2 separate regions of the Homo sapiens genome follow, and region 2 is linked to region 1. Evidence: chromatin loops called from intact Hi-C (ENCODE). Cell type or tissue: HCT116. All regions are shown on one strand. Links, peaks and the distances in the headings refer to the core of each region. The heading gives the core; the rest is flanking DNA.

Region 1 (5,391 bases), core at 235-5,234:
TTGCAAGTATTCATGGTGGTGGTAGTGTTAATATTAGCAGCAGCATTATAATTCATCAAATTTATTTATGAATAGACAATATACTAAAGATTGGAAGAACCAAGAAGTAAATGAGAGCCTAAAACAAAATAAGATACAGTGACAGGGAAAAACAAAAACAATATTGAATTTTATTGAGTTAAGAAAAGAATCTTTTCCTGCATTATTAATTTTATTATGTGGCACAAAACACAAGTGCTTAAAAAGCTAAATCTCAAACAATTTATGCAAATATTGCAGACTAGCTCAAAACGAAATTTAAGTTCATTGAAAGGAAGAGTTCACCTACCCATTTGATTTACTTATTTTATTTTTATTTATTTATTTATTTATTTAGACAGAGTGTCGCTCTGTTGCCCAGGCTGAAGTGCAATGGCATGATCTCGGCTCACTGCAACCTCCATCTCCTGGGTTCAAGCAATTCTCCTGTCTCAGCCTCCCAAGTAGCTGGGATTACAGGCATCTGCCACCACGCCAGGCTAATTTTTGTATTTTTTAGTAGAGACGGGGTTTTGCCATGTTGCTAGGCTGATCTCGAATGCCTGACCTCAGGTGATCCACCCACCTCGGCCTCCCAAAGTGCTGGGATTAGAGGCGTGAGCCACCACGTCCAGCCATACCTATCCATTTTAAATTAACCAACATCACTTTTGCTTTTGCTATATTTATGCTATGTGTTGATTTTTTAGAAAATGAAAACCAGGCCAGGAGCAGTGGCTCACGCCTGTAATTCCAACATTTTGGGAGGCCAAGGTGGGCGGATCATGAGGTCAAGAGATCAAGACCATCCTGGCCAACACGGTGAAACCCCGTCTCTACTAAAAATACAGAAATTAGCTGGGCATGGTGGTGCGTGCCTGTAGACCCAGCTACTCAGGAGGCTGAGGCATGAGAATCGCTTGAACCCGGGAGGTGGAGGATGCAGTGAGCTGAGATTGCGCCACTGCACTCCAGCCTGGCGACAGAGCAAGATTCCATCTCAAAAAAAAAAAGAAAAAGGAAAAGGAAAACCAAATATAACCAATGTTATATTTAACATTTAAATATAAGCATGTCTTTTTTTATCCATGTCTTTAGTATTCTAGATACGGCTTTGGAAAATCATTTAATTCTTTGTGGATGCACGGTCTCCTCCCACCACATTCCTCTCTTCCATGGATGAGGCCAAGAGAACATGAAACTCAACAGGTGAGTGAATAGCATCAATATGTTTGAAACCTCAGGCTTTAAAACCTCTTCTTACTTGCCTTCTTTAAGTTATGATATATTAGAAACAGCCAAGTCCTAGCATTAACAAAAAATTATTCTCGTGCCAAATAAATCGAAGCCTATAACTGCTTTTAGCGCTTAAGAAATATTTTTAAATTTAAAACTATTTGCATATTTATTTAAAATAGGAAGATACAGCCTCCAAAATATGAGACCTATATTAAAGATATCAGTAAACAATCCTCGAAAATCAAAGCAGGCTACATCCTGGACAATTTTCATTTGAATCAAGATTTCCTAAATAATTCCTCAAAGGCTGATTTCAAATGATGACAATAATCCTGGTTAAAATACCATAGCCAGGTGCGATGGCTGACGCCTGTAATCCCAGCATTTTGGGAGGCCAAGGTGGGTGGATCACTTGAGGTCAGGAGTTCAAGACCAGCCTGGCCAACATGGTGAAACCCCGTCTCTACTAAAAATACAAAAATTAGCCAGGCATGGTGGCAGGCACCTGTAATCTCAGCTACTCTCAGGAGGCTGAGGCAGGACAATAGCTTGAACCTGGGAGGCAGAGGCTGCAGTGAGCCGAGATTGTGCCACTGCACTCCAGCCTGGGCAATAGAGTGAGACTCTGTCTCAAAAAAAATTAAGAAATTTAAAAAAAAAAAACATCATGAACCCTACAGAAGTCAATAAATATATCAATCTGTTAACCATTATTGATTAGGTGCCTAATAAATACATAAACCAAATTGTGGTTTGGTAGTAAAAGCGAAGACATTTAAGAATGGCTCCAAGGATTGTGAAATTTCATCTTATCTGATTCAGATAGGACAAGACAACATATTTCAAAGTGCTGAATTGTGACATGTGAGTAATGAATACTGCGTGAGCTCAGAGAGGGGTGATGGCTGGAGAGGCAAAGCAGAGCCCCAAATTGTTGCGAGACTTCCTTGCTGGTCTGAGGAGTTTACAATCAATCTACAAACAATAGGGAGCCATTCACCAAAAGTAATTTCTACAAGAAGTAACAAAACATGGTGATTTTAACGGGGAATTTTTTCGTTTAATATATGGACTCAGAACCAAGATTTAACAGGGAATTTTAGTTCCAGGCGGTCTTCCACAGCAGGAGCATTACCACGAGGTCACATTCAGTAGAACAATAAATTATGTTAATGGTGACTGTTTCTTAACTTAATTGTTTCCAAAGTGGACTCCATGATGCAAGAATTTGATTGGCATTTTAATTAATTACCCTTTATCCTTTCATTAACTCGAAAAATATATTAGGCACCCACCATGGGCCAGGCACTTGTTAGGAGCTATGTTATGTACACGGGCTATAAAGAAAAACAAAACATATCATTCTCTCTCCGTTGACTGGGGGACAAAGATTTATAACAAATAATTATCATCCAGTGAGAAAGTGGTAAAATAAAGATACAGATACATACAGACAGCTATGGGAACTTAGAGAAGGACATGACTCATCCTACCAGGAGGTTCATGTAGCTTCACCTTTACGAGCAATGGTGGTCCCAAAGGAGGTAGGGGAGGCACACACAAGACCTCCCCAAACAACATTAACACTAACTGGTGCTTGCTATGTAAACTCAACTTCAAGACAAGTCTCCTAGCCTCCCTTCCAGATAGAAAGCGCCCCAAGCCCCTTTGTTTAGAAATTCTAGGCACCGTTGTTTAATGAGCCATCCCTTCCTAACACTCTTTTCAAATTTCTCTGCAGTATGAATATTCTTTGCCTGTGCATCCCCCACCTCTCCCATCACAGCCATCCTTGAAGCCTCAACAGCCAGGACTGAAACCTTTTCTCCAGTCTGCTGCTGCAACCACCAACCAGGCCACAGCACTGAAAGAAGCACTTCAGCCTCCAATTCACCTGGGACATCTGCCCTTGCAGGAAGGAGAACTGCCTCTGGTTCAGCAGCAGGTGGCACCATCAGATAAGCCACCAAAGCCTGAGGTACTTCCTTTCTCTTGAAGTCAGATCAGAATCACCAGCTAACCTAATAGAAGAAAACGAATTTGCAGGGCACTTTTAAATAATCGTAGCCTTCAGGCATAATACGTGATATAAATATATTCTTAATCAGTCTTCCACATCTGAGATTTATTTTTTGAGTAAAACGTAAATATCCATTCCTATCTTTTGCCATCAGAGACAGGGCATGGATTCTAAAAGATACTGTGCCTATAAAACTGGGTTTCTTAGTTGCGAAAGATGAAAACTCCCATAGGAAATAGAATAAAACCCCAGAGAAGTCCAGGTTTCCTATCACTGGTCTTTTTTGGTATTGGAAAAACTGAAAAAAGTGATTGATCCCTCAGCATAACAAGTAGGATTTTGCATTATTATCTCTCTGACAAAGAGGTGACCACTATGCAAAAAGTATCTTGTAATAATGTAGAGAAAAGTGTAATGGATTAAAAAAAAAATGAAGGTACCAAGTAACCAGTATGTTGTGGGCATTTATCATTCCCCCATATCACCCTGCCTACAATCCTATAAAAATATATATTATCAGCCTTTTTAAAGAAAGGAAGACAGATTTTGAGAAGTTACAAAATTTGCCCAGGAGTACACAAAAATTAAGTGGCAGAGCCAGGGTTCAAACCAACCAGGTATGTTCCAGTTCCAAAATTCATTACTTTCTAATCTGCAAGAGATAGCAAAGCCATGATAGATGTGCCTCATCTCCCTGCAGGTACATTTGAGTAATGTTAGTAAAAGACCATTGCAAACTCTTGGGTCATACCTCCCAAAACACTAAAAGAAAGTAAAATAATGAAACTCATTTTAATTGTTTTATTGTAATTGTAAACAAGATAAGGATGTGATCAGTTCACTTTGTCTATTTTTTTATTTTTAATGTCACTTTGTCTATTTTGTTTATTTTTTGACTGATAATTTTAATATTTATCTGTGATATAGCTCCCAGGAGTAGATTTTGCTGATCCACAAGGTCCATCAGTAAGTACAGATCTCAATGAGACACTTTCTGTATTTTATTTTTTAATTTTTATTTGTTCACTTTTTTATTTTTATTTGTATTTAACTACTTTGTTCATTTTTTACTGATAATTTTAATATTTATCTACAATATAGCTCCCAGGAATGGATTTTCCTGATCCACAAGGTCCATCAGTAAGTACAGATCTCAGTGAGACACTTCTATTTTTTATTTTTATTTTTATTTGTTCACTTTGTCTATCTTTTATTTGCATTTATCTATTTTGTTCCTTTTTTGACTGATAATTTTAATATTTATCTGTAATATAGCTCCCAGGATTGGATTTTGCTGATCCACAAGGTTCAACAGTAAGTACAGATCTCAATGAGACACTGTCTTGCAAAAACTGTCTCTATATTTCAAAAAATAAGAGTGAATTTTTTCATTGTCCCATTTATCCATGAATATGAAGTATAATGGGTTCCTTTGTTCTCTTAAATATTAAATACTTATTTTCTATACTAATCCATCTGAAAATGTGTTTCATATACCTCAAAAATTACTGTTATGGGGATGTGCCTGTGAGAATTACTTATTCTGTTTTCTACCATTTAAAGATTTTCCAAATAGCCCGTTTGATTTCTCACGGACCAATGCCACAAAATAAACAATCTCCAGTAAGTTTTTTTTAATACCACATCTCTGTTTGCAATTTACTTAAAAGTTTTTCCATTGGAAAATGCATTTTGTGATAATGATTGTATTTTATTTAGCTTTATCCAGGAATGTTGTACGTGCCTTTTGGAGCAAATCAATTGGTAAGTCCATATTCTATAAAAAGTATTGTTTTTAATTAAATTTTATCTTAAGAGCTAAAATTCAAAAATCTAGGTCTCACACAAGAGATTCCAAATAAACATTCTCTGAACACCTACATTAGTACTGAAATATTAAGGAGGCAAACTTCCTATTTGGATAATCTTGGCCAGACACACACACACACACACGCACACGCACACACACGCACACAAGGGTATTAAAGAAAAAACAAATTTTAGATCTGAATTATCCGAGTTGACTACATTTATTCCATAATGACTCACCTCTCCACTTTGCCTCTGTACACAGCATTAATATTAAGGTTTAAGTGAAAACTAAATAACTTTTA
Region 2 (5,391 bases), core at 59-5,058, 1.9 Mb after region 1:
AGATGCCATTTCAGAAAGGTTGGTTGGGTCCTTCTGACACTGTGATGAACATCTGGGGAGAAAGCATCTCAGGAAGGTGAGCAGTCAGTGCAAATTCCATAGAGAAAGCACTGTTCAGCTCGTGGCTGGCACTATGGTTCACAGGAGGATGTAGAAGAAGAGGCTAGAGGGATAGCCTGTGTGAGAGCCATGTGCATCCTTGTAGTCCATGGTAATGAGTTTGGATTGTATTCTTGAATGGCAAGAAAGACCACTGGATAGTTCTGAGCAGAAAATGACAATCTAACTGCTGTTTGGAGAAAAGACACTACGGCAACAAGACTAGATGTGAAAAACACCGTTACAGCACAAGAGATGTGAGTAGCTTGGACCAGAGTGAATGGTCAGAATCTATACATATTCTGAAGGCGGAGCAAACAGAATTTGCTAATCGACAGAATGTGGGGGTGGGAAAGAATGAGAGCCTTCAAGCTTGATTCTAATGGTTTTGTCTTGGATGTAATGCTATTTCTAATTTCCCTGCCTCCCTGTGGCTGCATCTTCTCTATATCCCTGGTAGGCTCCATGTAATCTAATGTTATTTGCCCAAGTTCTACCCTTGACCATCTTCTCTTCTCTTGTTCTCTTCTCTTTTTATCATTTCCATTTATACTCATCGCTTCAACTGTACTATATATGAGATGATACCCAGAGTAATAGAATGGAAAAGGCTGTAATTTAGGGTCAGATAGAATTAAGCTCAATTCCAAGTTCTATCAGTTCCAGCTATGCGGTCTTAGTTAAGATAATGACCTCTCTAAATCTGCCTCCTCAATGGTCCATTAGAGATGATAATACCTCAAGGGGATACTGAGATAATTAAATATGTCACATTTAAAACCTCACTATATCTCTGGCACATTGGAAGTAATCAAACATTATTTCAAAGTTGTATTTTATTTTGTTTTAATCTCCATCTCTAGCTAAAAATCACTGCAAAAAAGCTTTCCCCTCTCCTCCATTTTCCATAGTCAGCCAAACCTGAAGCCCAAAAGTCACCTTTGAGTCACCTTTGTCTCCTCTAGCTTTTTCTGGCTTTATTTCTAACTGCCAAGTCTGCAGATTCAAAATTATACCTATTGATTTCATTCCTTCTGTTAATCCTATACTTAGGTAGCCCCAAAATCTGCTGATCACTGTCTCGAGGCTTACTCTACAGCCTTGTCTCAGCTACACCTCTTCCCACAGTATCTATTGCAGTATCTTCCAACTTCTCTAAGTCTTATTTCAGTGATCCTCCTAAAATGCAAGAGCACTCCTAAGTGAAAACCTGCAAATGGCTCCTTATAATCTAAATAAGATTCCAGCTTGTTAATATACATTCAAGAGACATGATTTTGATCCCATCTTGTATCTCCAACTTCTCCTACATTATTTCGTCTTTATTCCATACTCTTACAATTTAAAAGTCTACTGTCCTATTCCACCCTGATTTGTCCCATGTTATTTCTTCTGCCTAAAATATGCTCCTTCCTCCCAGCACCCCAAACTCTCTACTGTTTATTCTTTAAGTCCAAGTCTTACCTCCTCTGAAGGATCTTCCCTGAATACATCACAGACTAAGTTACCACCCTTTTAAGTGAGGACAGAGTAGCAAGTTTGCATCACTTTACTAGGCCCTCATCATACCACACTGTAATCTTTTGCTAACTTGTATAGCACTCCCCATAGATGGCCATCCTTGAAGACAGAACTACTCATGACTCATCTTTGTATCCTTAGTGCCTACCATCCTACAGCAATGCTGTAATCCAATTATATAGAGCAGTCAACTAATGTTCAAAGAGGTTAAGCTATATTATATCATATATGCCTGTATGTATCAGAGCAAAGAAGGTTATAAACTCTGGACCATTTTGTTCCAGCAGCCACACTTTCTCAAAATTAGAATCATATAAAAATGTATTATTTCACTAATCCTTCAGAGGTTTTCAGTCTGAAAAAAAAATTTCTTTAAGTAGAGCTCAAGAACATTCTTCATTGTATATCTAAAAATAGTGAAATGAAAAACTATTTTAGATTCCTTCATTTACAAACTCTAACTTAACAAAAACAAAAAGCATTACATGTAATATATAGTGTAAGAATCTAATTGGCAAAACTTCACAATTGCCATGGATATGATGCCAATGGAATTTCAAACTTCTTCACAGTCATCATGATCCAAAGTTTACAGGAGTCTTAAGAAAAATAAATCAGGACAATATCCCAAATTTCTTTTCAAATACAAATACTCTAATGGCAAATATCATGCAAACATTATGCAATTATTTCACAGTTCACAGTTTTGTTCTTCTTAAAAAATGTATTTCACAATTTTACTAAAAATTACCCACATGGTAATTACATAAATAAGGAACTTGATGTATCAGTTATATTAAAAGACTCCCCATACCTAGTCATATTTAAATGACAAGTCTGGAATAATAAATAATGATTAACACAAGCATTAACCAAATACAAAAAGCTATCTTAACATTTTCCTTTAAAACTTAAGTAATGTCTTAGGTAAATCCATCCGTTATTTCGAACAACATTGCATCAAACACATCACAACAAAGTTAAATTAATAATGTCAAAACTGGCATGTATTATGAAAAAAAAAACGAGAAGAAAACTTAGAATAGAATGTAAGTTTTGACTTGGTTCACAGCTTATCTTGCCAGTGCATATCACATGGTCCCTCTCTTCAACCACCAGTCACACATCTAAGTTTAACTAAATGTTATTTATTTTTCATATTTTGTGGAAAAAGCAGTCTCTGGTTTCCAATAAAAAGATGGCACAGCATCTTTCTTACCAAGAATAATTACTAGATGGTTGTTCATAACTTTTCATATGCAAGTTCCTATAGTACATACATATGATTATAAATCATACTACAATCATATTAATTTAAACTCTACTCATCAATCATTATCAACTTAACAAATTAGCACTCTTGTGCCCTCTAGTGGATGAATGAATACAAAATTCTGTTTATTTTCCTCAGAAAGGTAAAAACTGAACCTGACTATACACGTGTATATTCAGAAATATGTTTAGAAGACAGATATAGTAACAGTTAACCAGTTAACAATGTAGCCCAAGAGGCTGGTGAATACAGATATGAAGACACTATATTACAATAAAATGGTAGTATTCCATGGGTTGGAGTTCTACCTATAGAATTCAAATGGTTTGAATTCATACTCCAACCCATAGAAGTGATGTTGTTTCAGGCTCATTGTTTAATATCAGAGGCTCCATTTCTTCCTCTCTAAAATGAGGTGGATAATAGTGACTTCATAAGTTGTTGTGAGAATTAAAGGGGTTAACATGTGAGTACAATGAACAGTACCTGGCATTCATTAGACGACTAATAAAATCAGTGTCCTTTCCCCTTATTGCTATCTAATCCCTCACCTCTCCGTGATCAGCATGCACAGGTCTTTCAGGCCTGCTCCTTCCAAGCACAGGTGACTCTTGAACAACACAGATGTGAACTGTGTGCATCCATTTATACATGGATCTTCTGCCTTTGCCAACCCTGTGACAGCAAGACCAACCCCTCCTCCTCCGCCTCCTCTCCCTTAGCCTATTCACTGTGAGGACAACAGGGAATGAAAAGCTTGATGATGATCCACTCCCACTTAATGAATAATAAATACATTTTCCCTTCCTTATGACTTTCTTAATAACACTTTTTTTCTCTGGCTTACGTTATTGTAAGAATACAGTATATAATATATACAACATACGAAATAAGTGTTAATTGACTGTTTATGTTATCAGTGAGGCTTCCAGGCAACAGTAAGCTATTAGTGGTTAAGCTTTAAGGGAGTCAAAAGTTACATACAGACATTTCACTGCATGGGGGTTGGTTGCCCAACCTCCGCATTGATCAAGGATCAATTGTATTGTCCCAGTGTGCCATATTTTTTTAAATACAAGACTTCAGAGAAGACTTCAAGTTTGTATACAAGATGAGAAAAACTAGAATGCTCAATACTGTTTTAGTCTAGGTTGATACTGGCTGTCCTGTGGGTTTCATTCTGAATCGGGATTCTAGCCCTTTCAGCAACTCCTCTTACTTGGTCATGGGCAAAATGGCATAGCTACACTGACATGATTCCTCTATATCTCAGGCAGATATTCTAATCACCACCTACCTCTCTGGAATACCATGAGGATTACTCAAGTCATTTTCTGAAATTATTTTAAGTTTATATATATATATATACACACACACACACACACACACACACACACATTTCATATACATAATATATACATCTCATGTATAATATATATACACTCATAATATATACATATTATGAGTATGTATATACACACATATAATACACACACATTCTTAAAATTATATCCATCTTCCTGTATATGCATGACTTATAGTAATAGTTCTCGAAATTTAACCTGTGAATCCCTGAAGACACCTAAGACCCATTCTCTTAAAGGGGCTCTGCAAGGTCAAAACTATTCTCACCCTAATATGAAGATGTTTTCACCTTTTTCACTGTGTTGATATTCGCACTGGTGGCAAAAAGGCAATGGTGAGTTAAACTGCTGGGCTTCCACATGAATCAAGGCAGTGGCACTCAACTGTACTAGGAGTCATCATATTCTTCACTGTCCTACACACTTATGGTAATGACAATAATTTTTAAAAGCCAGTTGCAATAAAAAAGTCCTGTTAAAGCGTAACAATTATTAATTTTATTAAGTCTTAAGGCTTAAGTACAAAATTTTTAATATCCTATGTGATATAAATAGGAAGTGCACAACCATATACCACTTCTATCGCATACCAAACTACAAAGGATATCTCAAGAAAGATCACTTGCACAAATGTTTGAGGTGTGAGTCGAATGAGCCGTTTTTTCATGGAACACCATTTTTACTTAAAATAATGACTAAGAGATAAAGCACAGTTATTCAAACTTGGATATTTGGCAAACATCTTCTTGAAAAATAACGTGAGCCTGCCTTTTCAAGGAAAACAACTAACAGGATATGTTGCTAATGATAAAATTCAAGATTTCAAGCAAAAATTAGAAACTTGGAGTACTTGTTATCTGCCACTGTTAGCTTAACAGACTCTCAACATTTAAAGACTTTTTCTGATTTAATCTGTAGTTATAGTAACAAATGTCAATAATGCAATAACTTCTAACTCCATGACACAATATTTTCCAAATGACCAATGCATAAAATTACAAAAAGTGCAACATAGATTTTAATATAACAGAGTACAAAAATACTTGATATGCTTTTGGATTCCACATTGCATCTAGTATTTAGAGTGCTAGTATTTGTTGAGTTCTAGTATAGAATCAAAGAATGTTCTCATTA

The links. Peaks named below come from ENCODE experiments on the same cell type or tissue, not always from the same donor. Only the 100,000 strongest peaks of a DNase experiment are listed, where the experiment ranks them.
Region 2: a loop joins it to region 1, with 7 times the contacts of the local background. A loop is called at or near these places in 3 of 110 quality-filtered maps.

What each region holds. Positions count from the first base shown.
Region 1 is chr4:70,598,420-70,603,810 of GRCh38, forward strand. AMBN (ameloblastin) reads left to right here. Exons shown (of 13, transcript NM_016519.6): 5 at 1,117-1,227; 6 at 2,999-3,235; 7 at 4,205-4,243; 8 at 4,379-4,417; 9 at 4,553-4,591; 10 at 4,841-4,900; 11 at 4,997-5,041. Among named protein-coding and RNA genes, the nearest start is that of AMBN, 8.9 kb to the left of the region's middle. RefSeq lists a silencer at 709-914. In HCT116, for the core only: a CTCF peak has its summit at 3,207 (motif pointing right); a DNase peak (open chromatin) is centred at 3,202.
Region 2 is chr4:72,466,117-72,471,507 of GRCh38, forward strand. All of the region lies in intron 3 of ADAMTS3 (ADAM metallopeptidase with thrombospondin type 1 motif 3), which reads right to left. Among named protein-coding and RNA genes, the nearest start is that of ADAMTS3, 100 kb to the right of the region's middle. In HCT116, for the core only: a CTCF peak has its summit at 3,000 (motif pointing left); a DNase peak (open chromatin) is centred at 3,005.